Linked DNA regions of Homo sapiens: region 1 is linked to region 2. A link is an interaction called in ENCODE POLR2A ChIA-PET data of the cell type or tissue named here. Cell type or tissue: OCI-LY7. All regions are shown on one strand. Each heading gives the region's core, and the rest is flanking DNA. Links, peaks and the distances in the headings are about the cores only.

Region 1 (6,394 bases), core at 1,563-5,562, 63 kb before region 2:
ACTGCAGCCTCGAACTCCTGGGCTCACGCTATTTTCCTGCCTCAGACTCCCAAGTAGCTGGGACCACAGGTGCATAACACCATGTCCACCTAATTTTTGTGTGTGTGTGTGTATGTGTGTGTGGTAGAAATGGGGTCTCACTATTTGCCCAGGCTGATCTCAAACTCCTGGCCTCAAGCAGTCCTCCCACCTGGGCTTCCCAAAGCACTACGATTACAGGAGATTTCTCTGCTTTTTAATTTTCATTTTGAGATTCAGCTATTGAGGCATCTGAAAACTAGACCTCCAGAGATGTAAGATTAGAAATTACTGCATTAATAATGAGCATTTTGTGCTGGGCACAGTGGCTTATGCCTGTAATTCCAGCACTTTGGGAGGCTGAGGCAGGAGGATTGCTTGAGCCCAGGAGTTTGAGACCAGGCAAAACCCTGTCTCTAGTTTTTTTCTCTTTTTTTTTTTTTTTTAAAGAATAGAATAATTTAATTAAAATGTGCAATATTTTGATGAAGAAAAATCACAAAAATGAATTGAAGGCCTGGCAGAATGGAAATAAGGTACATTTATGGATGAGAAGACTCGGTATTATTCAATTTTATCCCTAATCTGTAAATTCGATGAAATTCTAATTTAAATCCCAACACAATTTTTCTTTTTTTTTTTTTTTTTTTTCTTGACATGGAATGGTGTCTTTATTTTTGGGGGCTGCTGTAACAAAGTACCACACACTGGGTGGCTTAACAGCAGAAACGTGTTGTCTCCCAGTTCTAGGGGCGAGGAGATCAGGGTGCCGACAGGGCCTCGTTCCCTGGGAAGGCGTGGGAGGAGGACCTGTTCCCCGCCTCTCTCCCGGCTTCCGGGACTCCGGAAGCCTGACTCCAGGCTTCACGTGGTGTTCTCCCTGCTGGTGGGTCTGCCTCTGTCCTGTGTTCTTTTTTTTTTTTTTTTTTTTAAATTGATCATTCTTGGGTGTTTCTCGCAGAGGGGGATTTGGCAGGGTCATAGGACAATAGTGGAGGGAAGGTCAGCAGACAAACAAGTGAACAAAGGTCTCTGGTTTTTCTAGGCAGAGGACCCCGAGGCCTTCCGCAGTGTTTGTGTCCCTGGGTACTTGAGATTAGGGAGTGGTGATGACTCTTAACGAGCATGCTGCCTTCAAGCATCTGTTTAACAAAGCACATCTTGCACCGACCTCAATCCATTTAACCCTGAGTGGACACAGCACATGTTTCAGAGAGCACAGGGTTGGGGGTAAGGTCACAGATCAACAGGATCCCAAGGCAGAAGAATTTTTCTTAGTACAGAACAAAATGAAAAGTCTCCCATGTCTACTTCTTTCTACACAGACGCGGCAACCATCCGATTTCTCAATCTTTTCCCCACCTTTCCCCCCTTTCTATTCCACAAAACCGCCATTGTCATCATGGCCCGTTCTCAATGAGCTGTTGGGTACACCTCCCAGACGGGGTGGTGGCCGGGCAGAGGGGCTCCTCACTGCCCAGTAGGGGCGGCCGGGCAGAGGCGCCCCTCACCTCCCGGACGGGGCGGCTGGCCGGGCAGGGGGCTGACCCCCCCACCTCCCTCCCGGACGGGGCGGCTGGCCGGGCAGAGGGGCTCCTCACCTCCCAGTAGGGGCGGCTGGGCAGAGGCGCCCCTCACCTCCCGGACAGGGCGGCTGGCCTGGCGGGGGCTGACCCCCACCTCCCTCCCGGACGGGGTGGCTGCTGGGCGGAGACGCTCCTCACTTCCCAGACGGGGCAGCTGCCGGTCGGAGGGGCTCCTCACTTCTCAGACGGGGCGGCTGCCGGGCGGAGGGGCTCCTCACTTCTCAGACGGGGCGGTTGCCAGGCGGAGAGTCTCCTCACTTCCCAGACGGGGCGGCTGGGCAGAGAGGCTCCTCACCTCCCAGACGGGGTCGCGGCCGGGGAGAGGCGCTCCTCACATCCCAGACGGGGCGGCAGGGCAGAGGCACTCCCCACATCTCAGACGATGGGCGGCTGGGCAGAGACGCTCCTCACTTCCTAGATGGGATGGCGGCCGGGAAGAGGCGCTCCTCACTTCCTAGATGGGATGGCGGCCGGGCAGAGACGCTCCTCACTTTCCAGACTGAGCAGCCAGGCAGAGGGGCTCCTCACATCCCAGACGATGGGCGGCCAGGCAGAGACGCTCCTCACTTCCCAGACGGGGTGGCGGCCGGGCAGAGGCTGCACTCTCCGCACTTTGGGAGGCCAAGGCAGGCGGCTGGGAGGTGGAGGTTGTAGGGAGCCGAGATCACGCCGCTGCACTCCAGCCTGGGCACCATTGAGCACTGAGTGAACGAGACTCCGTCTGCAATCCCGGCACCTCGGGAGGCCGAGGCTGGCGGATCACTCGCGGTTAGGAGCTGGAGACCAGCCCGGCCAACACAGCGAAACCCCGTCTCCACCAAAAAAACACGAAAACCAGTCAGGCATGGCGGCGCGCGCCTGCAATCGCAGGCACTCGGCAGGCTGAGGCAGGAGAATCAGGCAGGGAGGTTGCAGTGAGCAGAGATGGCAGCAGTACAGTCCAGCTTCGGCTCGGCATCCGAGGGAGACCGTGGAAAGAGAGGGAGAGGGAGACCGTGGGGAGAGGGAGAGGGAAGGGGAGGGGGAGGGGGAGAGCTTTTTTTTTTTTTTTTTTTTTTTTTTTAGCAAATTCTTCCAGATCCTGAGAGAGCCCATCTCTACCAAAAAAAAAAAAAAAAATTAACCAGGTGTGGTGGTGTGTGCCTGTAGTCCCAGCTACTGGGGAGGCTGAAGTGGGAGGATCACTTGAGCCCAGGAGATGGAGGCTGCAGTGAGCTCTGATTACTCCACTGCACTCTAGCCTGGGTCCCAAAGCAAGACCCTATCTCAGAGTAATGATGATGATGATGATGATGATGATGATGATGATGATGATGATAGTAATAGTAATGTGAGAATTTTGATAGCTCAGACAAGTCTTCCGTGAGTCCTGAGTATTATTAGAAAGCCTCATCAGAGTAGTCCCCTGGCGATATATACCCTGAGACTCCCATGATAGATACGTACTCAGGCCAGCTGCTGTCCAGCTGGTGTAAACGGCCATCCGCACCCCCTGGGGACTGAGTGGGGACCAACCCTTGGCCAAGTTACTCTTCTGATTTAGGCGGGTTTTGCCCACTGTGTGTTCCTTAACCTTAGGGGTTCCAACTGCCAAAGCCACCAGAGCCCCCTTCTGTTGAGGTGGAGTACTACACCATTGCCGAATTCCAGTCGTGCATTTCCGATGGCATCAGCTTTCGGGGTGGACAGAAGGCAGAGGTAAGCCTTGGGCCATGAGGCCGAGGGTTTTAACTCATTGTGGTGGAAAACCTACTGCATTTCCCATTTTAGGCCTTGCTAGTAAGATTCCTGAGGGGCAGGCAGGCAGGAAAGGTACAGAAATGAGCCCCACAAAGATGAGCATCTGCCTGGCGCTGGCCAGTGCCATGGCCTAAACTAGATCCCAGCTCTCACGCTCCACCCTGAGCTCACAGGGCTTGTCTCACAACATTTCCCAGAGCATGTGCAGGAGCTTGTGACAGGGGGGCCTTGAAACAAAGGGCTTCTTTGGTCAAATGAGCTTGCAGGACAGTGGATTAAACAAAATCCAACCCATTTGTTGTTTTAATTGCAGGGCTTCCCAGAGCCTAGGATACAAGGATGTCACTGGGAGTGTCACCTACAAGGGGTCTAGAATAGACAGCATTGCCCAACCCCACAAGCTTTCTCTCCCAGGAACATCTCAGGGCCAGGATCCTGCAGAAGCCACATCAGGAAGTGTTGTTAGGAGGATGTGGACCAGGCAGGTAGACTGAGATACTGGGGACCTGGGCTCTGGCCAAGTCCACACCACATGACCCCTGGCCTTTGATGCAGTCACTTCTCTCACCCGCCACCCCCAACTTTAAGCATTTCTCTCTGCAAAACAGGGTGATAGATCCTGGGACGCCCCTCCACCCCCCAGCATGTCTTCCAGCATTCATGCCACTCTATTTTGTGGCTGGGGCTGAGCATGGTATTCCCGGCAGCAGAGAAGAGCTGTAACTTAGTCAATTCTCTGAGTGGCTTTGTGTAGTAATTGAGTTAACTCCATCTAATACAAGTGAACCTGTCAGACTCATTGGGCAGTCTCTGCCTCTAAAGCAGTGACATTCCCAATGTGAATGTTTTAAATCACATGCCTGGAACTTGCAACTAAATTTCCAAGAAAAATCATTCTCTCTGTACTGAGGTTTCCAGGAGAGTCTGTAAAGAGCATAATGTGGCAGAACTGTCAGGCTCAGGAGCCACCTGTGCTTGAACTGTAGGTACAGGGCTGGGGCAGGGTGAAGGACAGAATGTAGGACCCAAAGAAGGAGAAAATCTTTCTCTTCTAGTGGGGGATGCAGAGGACTGGTCTCTTCTTGCCTTTGCATTCTTCACCTTTCCCTCCCTCCTTGGCCCTCTTCCCATAGTGCCAGTGTTTTCACGCTACCCCTTCCCCACCCCAGGACCTTTTCCTCCAGGAGTGTCCCACAATCCCCAGTTATCTGCCCTTTATGTTCCCCAGTCCAAATGGACCCCAGCACAACCAGCAGCCACACTTTTGGCCATTGGTTGATCTCCAGAAGTTAAGGAAGAAGCTCCTTAAACCAGTTTATACTAACATGGAAATGACTGAAAGCCCCCTGCCCTTCCTACAGGAAACCAATCAACCCAAAGAAATCTCTTCAGCTAGTGGGATTTCAGTGGGATTCCAGTAAGATGACCACAGCGGGTGGATCCTGGGGAAAGGCTCTGCAGAGAGGCTCTGGCCTCGGGCCTGTACCTCCCAGGTCACTTCATCTGCATCTTCCCATACTCTTCTGACCCTAGAGACCCTTTCAAGGAACTCAAAGGGAGGACCTAGCAACATCGAGGGTACGAGGAGGGAAGGGGCAGCAGAAGGGCAGTGTTTTCTTCATACGTGTCCTTAGTCTACTGGCAGGATTGTAGGGACTGGGAACAGTGCAGTTTAGGGGGAGGCAGAGTGGGCCAGCTCAACCCGGCTGTTAACACAGACATGGAGGATCAGGGAGGGAACTTGGCAAGTGGGAACCCACCAACCATGAGATGATAGAGACCTAGGTTTGAATTCTGGTGCATTATTTACTATATTGGGTTTTGGGCCACTTACTCAGTGGCTCGGTTTATTATCTGTAAAATGGAGATAATTTATCCCAGAGCCAAAGTATGATACTCCTACCTTGGGATGTCATAGGGTTCCAGATCCTCCCAACTCACTGGCTTGTCTGCACTCGTACCCCAGGTCATTGATAAGAACTCAGGTGGCTGGTGGTACGTGCAGATCGGTGAGAAGGAGGGCTGGGCCCCCGCATCATACATCGATAAGCGCAAGAAGCCCAACCTGAGCCGCCGCACAAGCACGCTGACCCGGCCCAAGGTGCCCCCGCCAGCACCCCCCAGCAAGCCCAAGGAGGCCGAGGAGGGCCCTACGGGGGCCAGTGAGAGCCAGGACTCCCCGCGGAAGCTCAAGTATGAGGAGCCTGAGTATGACATCCCTGCATTCGGCTTTGACTCAGAGCCTGAGCTGAGCGAGGAGCCCGTGGAGGACAGAGCCTCAGGGGAGAGGCGGCCTGCCCAGCCCCACCGGCCCTCGCCGGCCTCTTCTCTGCAGCGGGCCCGCTTCAAGGTGGGTGAGTCTTCAGAGGATGTGGCCCTGGAAGAGGAGACCATCTATGAGAATGAGGGCTTCCGGCCATATGCAGAGGACACCCTGTCAGCCAGAGGCTCCTCCGGGGACAGCGACTCCCCAGGCAGCTCCTCGCTGTCCCTGACCAGGAAAAACTCCCCCAAATCAGGCTCCCCCAAGTCATCATCACTCCTAAAGCTCAAGGCAGAGAAGAATGCCCAGGCAGAAATGGGGAAGAACCACTCCTCAGCCTCCTTTTCCTCATCCATCACCATCAACACCACTTGCTGCTCCTCCTCTTCCTCCTCCTCCTCTTCCTTGTCCAAAACCAGTGGCGACCTGAAGCCCCGCTCTGCTTCGGACGCAGGCATCCGCGGCACTCCCAAGGTCAGGGCAAAGAAGGATGCTGATGCGAACGCTGGGCTGACCTCCTGTCCCCGGGCCAAGCCATCGGTCCGGCCCAAGCCATTCCTAAACCGAGCAGAGTCGCAGAGCCAAGAGAAGATGGACATCAGCACTTTACGGCGCCAGCTGAGACCCACAGGCCAGCTCCGTGGAGGGCTCAAGGGCTCCAAGAGTGAGGATTCGGAGCTGCCCCCGCAGACGGCCTCCGAGGCTCCCAGTGAGGGGTCTAGGAGAAGCTCATCCGACCTCATCACCCTCCCAGCCACCACTCCCCCATGTCCCACCAAGAAGGAAT
Region 2 (6,394 bases), core at 888-4,887:
CATGTGGCTGGCTCAGGGCTGGCTGCCCCACCCTCCTGAGCCAGAGTTCAGGTGTGGCCACCAAAGGTGGCTGTCAGGACTGTGGTATTCCTGCACAAAGGACAGCCCAAGGAGGGGAGCCACCACAGGGTGACTGCAATGACAGAAACCCACCGCTCTAGCTCCTAGCTGTTCCCTGCAGCTGCCCCATCTCACAATTTGCACATTCATCCGTGGCTCATTGCCGCCGCCTTCCTTTCTTCCCTTTCCAGTAACTTCTCTCAGGCTCCTGTCCCCCGACACCTCCCTCTTCGGGATTACTTCCTTCAGAGACCCCAGGACTGTGCAGGGTCATCATTGAGAAAGCAAAGCCTTCCCTGGCAGTCAGAACTCCTGAGTTCCAGGCAGGCCCTGAGGCTCTGGAATTTAGGGAGGGCAGCCCCTTTTAATGTCTCCGTGGCTTCTCCCTCCTGGTGGCGGTGGTGGCAGTCAGGGCTCCAGAATGTGGGCAGCAAATGCAGCTCCTGGGTTGGGCTCCACCAGCAGGCAAATAGGGGCAGGAGGTCTCTTCCCTGGGAACCCCTCCCTTCTCTAAAACAAATGCTGCACCCCTCACAACCTCAACCCTGCTTAGCCAAGCCCAATTCCCTCTGGGGAAGAGAGCTCTTTGTTCTCAGGGCAAGTGAAGGAGGTGGGCTACATTAGACTTTGTTTGGGGGTCCTTTTTTACTAACCATGACACTGCCTGCCATAATTCACTGTGTGACCTTGGGCAAGTCAGTCCCCTCTCGGGACACAGTTTTCACACCTGTAAAATAGAGGCTTTGGACTGGTTCACTTTATCTCTGAACCAGGAGTTCCCTGAATCAGGAATGTGGGATGGGGATCATTTGGGGGGAGGCAATCAAGAATTTCTAAACTGTCTGAAGAAGCAGCTCCTTCTCCCATTCCCCCTTCCACCAGGGTCTGGTGGGAAACCCAGGATGGGCCAGCGGCACATTCTTCACTGGAAGTGACTGCTTCTCAGTCCTCCTCCTGGCCCCACCCAACATGGGCACCCCCAAGGTTCCAGGGCCCAGTTTATCCCTTGAGTTCTGTTATCCAGGCCGGAAATCTGGTGTCAGCCCAGATTCCCCATCCAAGAGGTCACCGTGTCCTTCTCAAATCCATCCCCTCCTTCCCTCCCCTGGCTCTGCCCATGGTTCAGGCCCCCAGCATCATCCTGCTCTGGACAATCATTCCAGCCTCCGTCCCCCTCTGCAGGGCTGCCAGGCGGGCATCTCTGCCCGACTCAGCCCTCTACCTCCTGTGGCTCCCGAGCATCAGGATAAACTCGACCCCCACTTTGGGGATTATTCAAGGTCCTCTGTGAACTGACCCCAGCCCATGTGTCTGGCCTCACCTTCCATGACCCCCCCTACCCCACCCCATGTACCTATGCTCCATGCACACGAGCCAGTTGTGTTCTAGAACATGGCACATCACTTGTCTGTTGCTTTTTGAACACTGTCCCTCTCCTTGGAGTGCCCCTCCCTGGCACTGGTCCCACAAACACTCCCACCTCACCTTCAGCCCCCAGCTCAGAAGAGCCTTTCCTCTGAGATCATCCCAATGCCCTGGGATGGAATAGACCAGACTATCCCTCTCCAAGGCTGTCCAGCCAGTCCTCTGTGCAGCCCCAGCCCTGCAGCCATGGCAGGAGGCCCTTCCCATACTGGGAGCACCCTGAAGGTAGAAAGGTATCTTTTTATCTCTAGATCCTTAGCATCTGACAAGGTGGTCACTCCATAATGCTCAAAGTAGATTTCATGAAGAAAGGAAGAAAAGAGGAAGAGGAGGAGGAGGGAGGGAAGATGAAAGCCTGGAGCCGATGGTGCGGGCTCTTTACTCTTCCCCCTTCTGCTCCTCTCCAGTGCCCCAGGTCCCTGTGGACCCAGTGAGACCCAAAGGTGACAGATTGCCTGGCCGTGACCTCGCAGCACCAGTGGGGGCCCTCCTTGTTCCTGCAGTACTATTGGCAGCACTAGCCTGTGCTCACTCGAGCAGAAAGAGCCAAGAAGCCACGCAGCCAGGTGTGTCCTGGAACATGGGGGAGCCAGAGTGCAGAGCCTTATCTGACCATCTTCCCTGGAGGCAGCAGAAGAGCATCTGCCTGCCCCCAGCCACCCCACTGCAGGACTACAGGGAGGAGGGGCGGAAAACCTTGTGCCTGGCTCCCTCCCAGCTTCTCCCGGATTAAAGCGGCAGGGGACAGAGCGCCTCCAGCTCATTTGCATAAACCATTTATAGCAGCGCCTTCAAACCCACGCCTTCCAAGAAGAAAAAAGCCCACTGCAATTGCCTGTGGCTTCCCAGTCTGTCGTTTTCCCTTCTCTTTCGTTTTTTTGTTTTAATGACAGGAAGCTGTGCTCAAGAGAAATCTCTGCCCTGGCTGTTCTTGGCAGCAGAGGGAGCTGTGCTTTCCCTCCAAATTGAATAAGAATGATAAGCAGCCAGCCCCCGGGTGTCAGTGACTTACAGTTTGCAAAGCCTACGAGCACTCACGAACTGTTTCAGTCTTCCCAGGAAGCACAGGAGGTAACTATTGCCAGACCCCATTTTACAGATGAGAAAACCAAAGCTGAAAGAGGGTAAGTGACTTGTCTAAGCCACAAAAAACTAGTAAGTGACTGTAATGGACATGGTGGCTGATGCCCAACATCTACACCACCCCAAGACAACAGCAGTTCTCAGCCCTGGTTGCACATCAGCATCACCTAGGAGGTAATAAAATTACTGGTAGAGCCAAGTGTGGTGGCTCACACCTGTAATCCTAGCACTTTGGGAGGCTGACGCAGGAGGATCACTAGAGCCCAGGAGTTTGAGACCAGCCTGGGTAACATAGCAAGACCCTGTCCCTACAAAAAAATAAATAAAAATTAGCTGGGCATGGTGGTGTGTGTCTGTAGTCTCAGTTACTTGGAAGGCTGAGATGAGAGGGTCGCTTTAGCTCAGGAGGTCAAAGCTGAAGTGAGCAGAGATCACGCCACTGTACTCCAGCCTGGGCAAGAGAGAGACTCTGTCTCAAAAAAACCAAAAACAAAAACAATTACTGATGCCCAGTATCCACGCTAGACCAATTCATAGAGAAATCTGAAGTGTGGGGCCCAGCTCCCCAAGCAATTCTCACATACAGCCAGCGTGCCATACCCTGGCAATAAGCCAATCACAATGGTTTCATTCCCCTTCTCAGTGACATGGTCAAGAATGGCCAGGTGACCCACTTCTGGCCAATGAGGCATAGATTTCCCAGCAGTGGGAAATGTGCTGGAACCCCTCTGAGAAAGGGATCCTTGCTCCACAGAACATAGGGGTCGTTCTCCTTTCTCCAGATATCACTGTGTCCTGCTGCAATTCCTGGGACCACCATGGCCATGTCACTACTGGTCTAGAAGGAAACCAACCCAAGGATGGCAGAGTAGAGAGATGGGAAGTACTTCATCCTACAGCCTTGACTCAGCCAACCCTGAAAGCCACCCACCTTGGGACATCCGGTTTTCTGCATAGTACAGCTCCTTACTGCTTAAGTCAGTGCAGGCCAGCATTTGTTATTGCAATAGATAGGCCTGAGACAACAGCAGTCACCTTCTCATGTCCCTCACCCCAGTCATCCCCATGTCATCCAGGAAAATGGGCCTCTGGATCTTCCACTGCAGGGTGGACGCTTGACTGATGGCCCCAGCTGTGGAGCTCTGAAGTCCATCCCCATGTTTGCTCCAAGGCAATGCTTCCCACAGCTCACCCCAGCTAGTGATGCGTGTGGCAGGGATATTAAGGCAGGACCATTCCTGGGAGATGTGGGGCTCCACTGGCCAGGGACTGTGGCTCTGGCTGAAGGATACTCCAAGGTCTTGCAGAACTTTTCTTAGAATTGCACTATAGTCTGATATGCTCCCACCAAACTTCCTTCCTTTCTTACCCCTCTCCTTCACTCAGGGTCCCACTTGCACTGAGGTCTGATGGCTCCCCCAGACTCCCCCAGCTTCCTCCTTATTTTTCTTCACACAGGCATTTCCCCTGATTATGTATGTATGTAGGCATGTATGTATGTATGTTTAATCCTCTCTTGATGTCTACTTAACCCATGACCTGCCTAACACACGACCTGCATCACCTCATGCCTGGACTACTACTACCCAGTTGTGTGTCCCTTCCACCCCATCCCTAATCCTTCCTACACAAACCATGCTACTCCCCAACTCAAGACCCTCCAACAGTTTCTTATTTCTTACATTATCGAGTTCAGTTACTTCTGCCTTTCTTTATAAGCAGTACTGACCCTGACCTGCCCTACCAGCCAACTCTGGCAGAAGACTGAAATCCATCCCTGTTGTTTCACTTACATGCCTAGAGGGCATCCCCATGTGGGAGCAACCCTGGCCATTGGCAGCACAGAAATGACTGATGTGGCCCATGACCAATGAATATTGAAGCTGTCCTAAGTCTGAGTACCAATTCCACCCCTTTCCACAGACGTTCCTCAATGACAAAGGCTCCCTCGGCCTCCCCTCACTTCGCCCCAATGGAATATTTAATTTAAAAAAATACATTTTATACACAAATCACCCTCCATCAACAAGAAGAGAATCCTCTAAAGATGGTTATGGTAACGAAAATGATTCTTATTCATAATGATAATGACATTAAGCACAAGATGATAAAGTTGAAGATGGTGATGGTACTGGAGAAAAAAGTAGTGATAAAAATAAGTGTGAAGGCTGGGCGTGGTGGTTCGCACCTGTAATCCCAGCACTTTGGGAGGCTGAGGTGAGCAGATCACTTGAGGACAGGAGTTCGAGACCAGCCTGGCCGACATGGTGAAACCCTGTCTGTACTAAAAATACAAAAATTAGCCAGGTGTGGTGGCACACGGCTATAGTCCTAGCTACTCAGGAGGCTGAGGCAGGAGAATCACTTGAACTCGGGAGGTAGAGGTTGCAGTGAGCTGAGATCAGGCCACTGCGCTCCAGCCTGGGTGAAAGAGCAAGACTCCATCTCAAAAAATTTAAAAAAAAAGTCTGAAAATAAAAGAAAATTTTAAAAGCAGAAAAGCAGGGGTTAAAATGTTCTCACATTATGATCTCAATGATATAAGCATATATGCAATACAGCTGACTTCCTCCTGATGCACTGCTATGTTAACCAGCTGTGTCTGTGAGGAATTGCATTTGGTTGCTAGTAATAAAAAACAGAAATAACATTGCTTTTAAAATATATTAAGTGTTTTCTTTAACATAGGAAGTCTGCAGGTACACAGACATAGCTAGTGTGGCAGCTCTGTAATTATCAGGGACCTGGGCTTCTTTCATCTTTCTACGCCATCTTCCACATAACATTGCAAGGTTGCTTCATAGTCTGAAATAGAAGCTGAAGCTCCAGCCAGCTTGCCCACATTCCAGGCAAGAAACAGAAAGAACACAGAAAACCAAAACCAAAGGACATATATTAGCTACCTGCCCCTCTTTAAAGGAGCCTTATTCAAAGTCCACCCAACAATTCTAATTTGCATCTCATTGACCAGAATGTAGTCACATGCCTACACCAAGCTGGACAAGAAGCTGAAATGTGTGGTCTTTTCATTGGACACATTGCACGCTCAAGTTAAAAACAGGGTCCTCAGCCATAAGATGAGTTCCATTTCCTCTGGAGAACATTCTGATTGATGCCCTTAGTACATGGAAACTTCAAAGCTGGGAGTGTCTTCCCTGGTGTCCCCACACACCCCTTTGCTCCCTCCAGCTGAACTGCCACCCATAATGAGAAGCCGTGTTGTCCCTAAACTTGATGACAGGTTGGTATGCCAGAAAACTGTGTGATTTATTTAAATAGGACATAAAAAGTATGAAAAGTCTCTTTTAAGAGAATGAAAAGATTAGCCACAGACAGGGAGAAATTCATTGCAAAGCACATATCTAATAGAGAATCCAGAATATATAAACAACTCTTAAAACTCAAAAATAAGAAAACGACCTAATGAAAAATAATGGGCAAAAATTTAAACAGACACTTCACCAAAGTAAATATATAACTGGCAAATAAGCACATGAAAAAATGCTCATTGGCTGGGTGCAGTGGCTCATGCCTTAATCCCAGCAATTTGGGAGGCCAAGGTGAGAGGACTGCTTGAACCCAGGAGTTCAAGACCAGCCTGGGCAACATCACAAAACCCTGTCTCTACAAAAAGCTCAAAAATCAGCCAAGTATGGTGGTGTATGCCTGTAGTCCCAGCTTCTCAGGAGGCTGAGGTGGGAGAATTGCTTGAGCCTGGGAGGTCGAGGCTACAGTGAGCCATGATTGTACCACTGCACTCCAGCCTGGGTAACAGCGAAATACCCTGTCTGAAAAAGAAAAAAAAAAAAAAACGGGTGCGGTGGCT

What was found. ChIA-PET counts read pairs that join two places held together with the same protein. Peaks named below come from ENCODE experiments on the same cell type or tissue, not always from the same donor. Only the 100,000 strongest peaks of a DNase experiment are listed, where the experiment ranks them.
Region 1: POLR2A ChIA-PET joins it to region 2 with 5 read pairs; 2 of 35 experiments call an interaction of 5 or more read pairs at or near these places.

The regions. Positions count from the first base shown.
Region 1 is chr10:103,602,706-103,609,099 of GRCh38, reverse strand. SH3PXD2A (SH3 and PX domains 2A) reads left to right here. Exons shown (of 15, transcript NM_001394015.1): 14 at 3,183-3,302; 15 at 5,311-6,394. Among named protein-coding and RNA genes, the nearest start is that of NEURL1-AS1, 88 kb to the right of the region's middle. RefSeq lists an enhancer at 879-1,736. In OCI-LY7, for the core only: CTCF peaks have their summits at 3,021 and 3,222 (motif pointing left); a DNase peak (open chromatin) is centred at 3,199.
Region 2 is chr10:103,538,930-103,545,323 of GRCh38, reverse strand. The region is part of intron 1 of NEURL1 (neuralized E3 ubiquitin protein ligase 1); the gene reads right to left. Among named protein-coding and RNA genes, the nearest start is that of NEURL1-AS1, 25 kb to the right of the region's middle. In OCI-LY7, for the core only: CTCF peaks have their summits at 2,195 and 2,401 (motif pointing right); DNase peaks (open chromatin) are centred at 2,023 and 2,433; H3K4me3 peaks cover 1,109 bases; H3K27ac peaks cover 896 bases.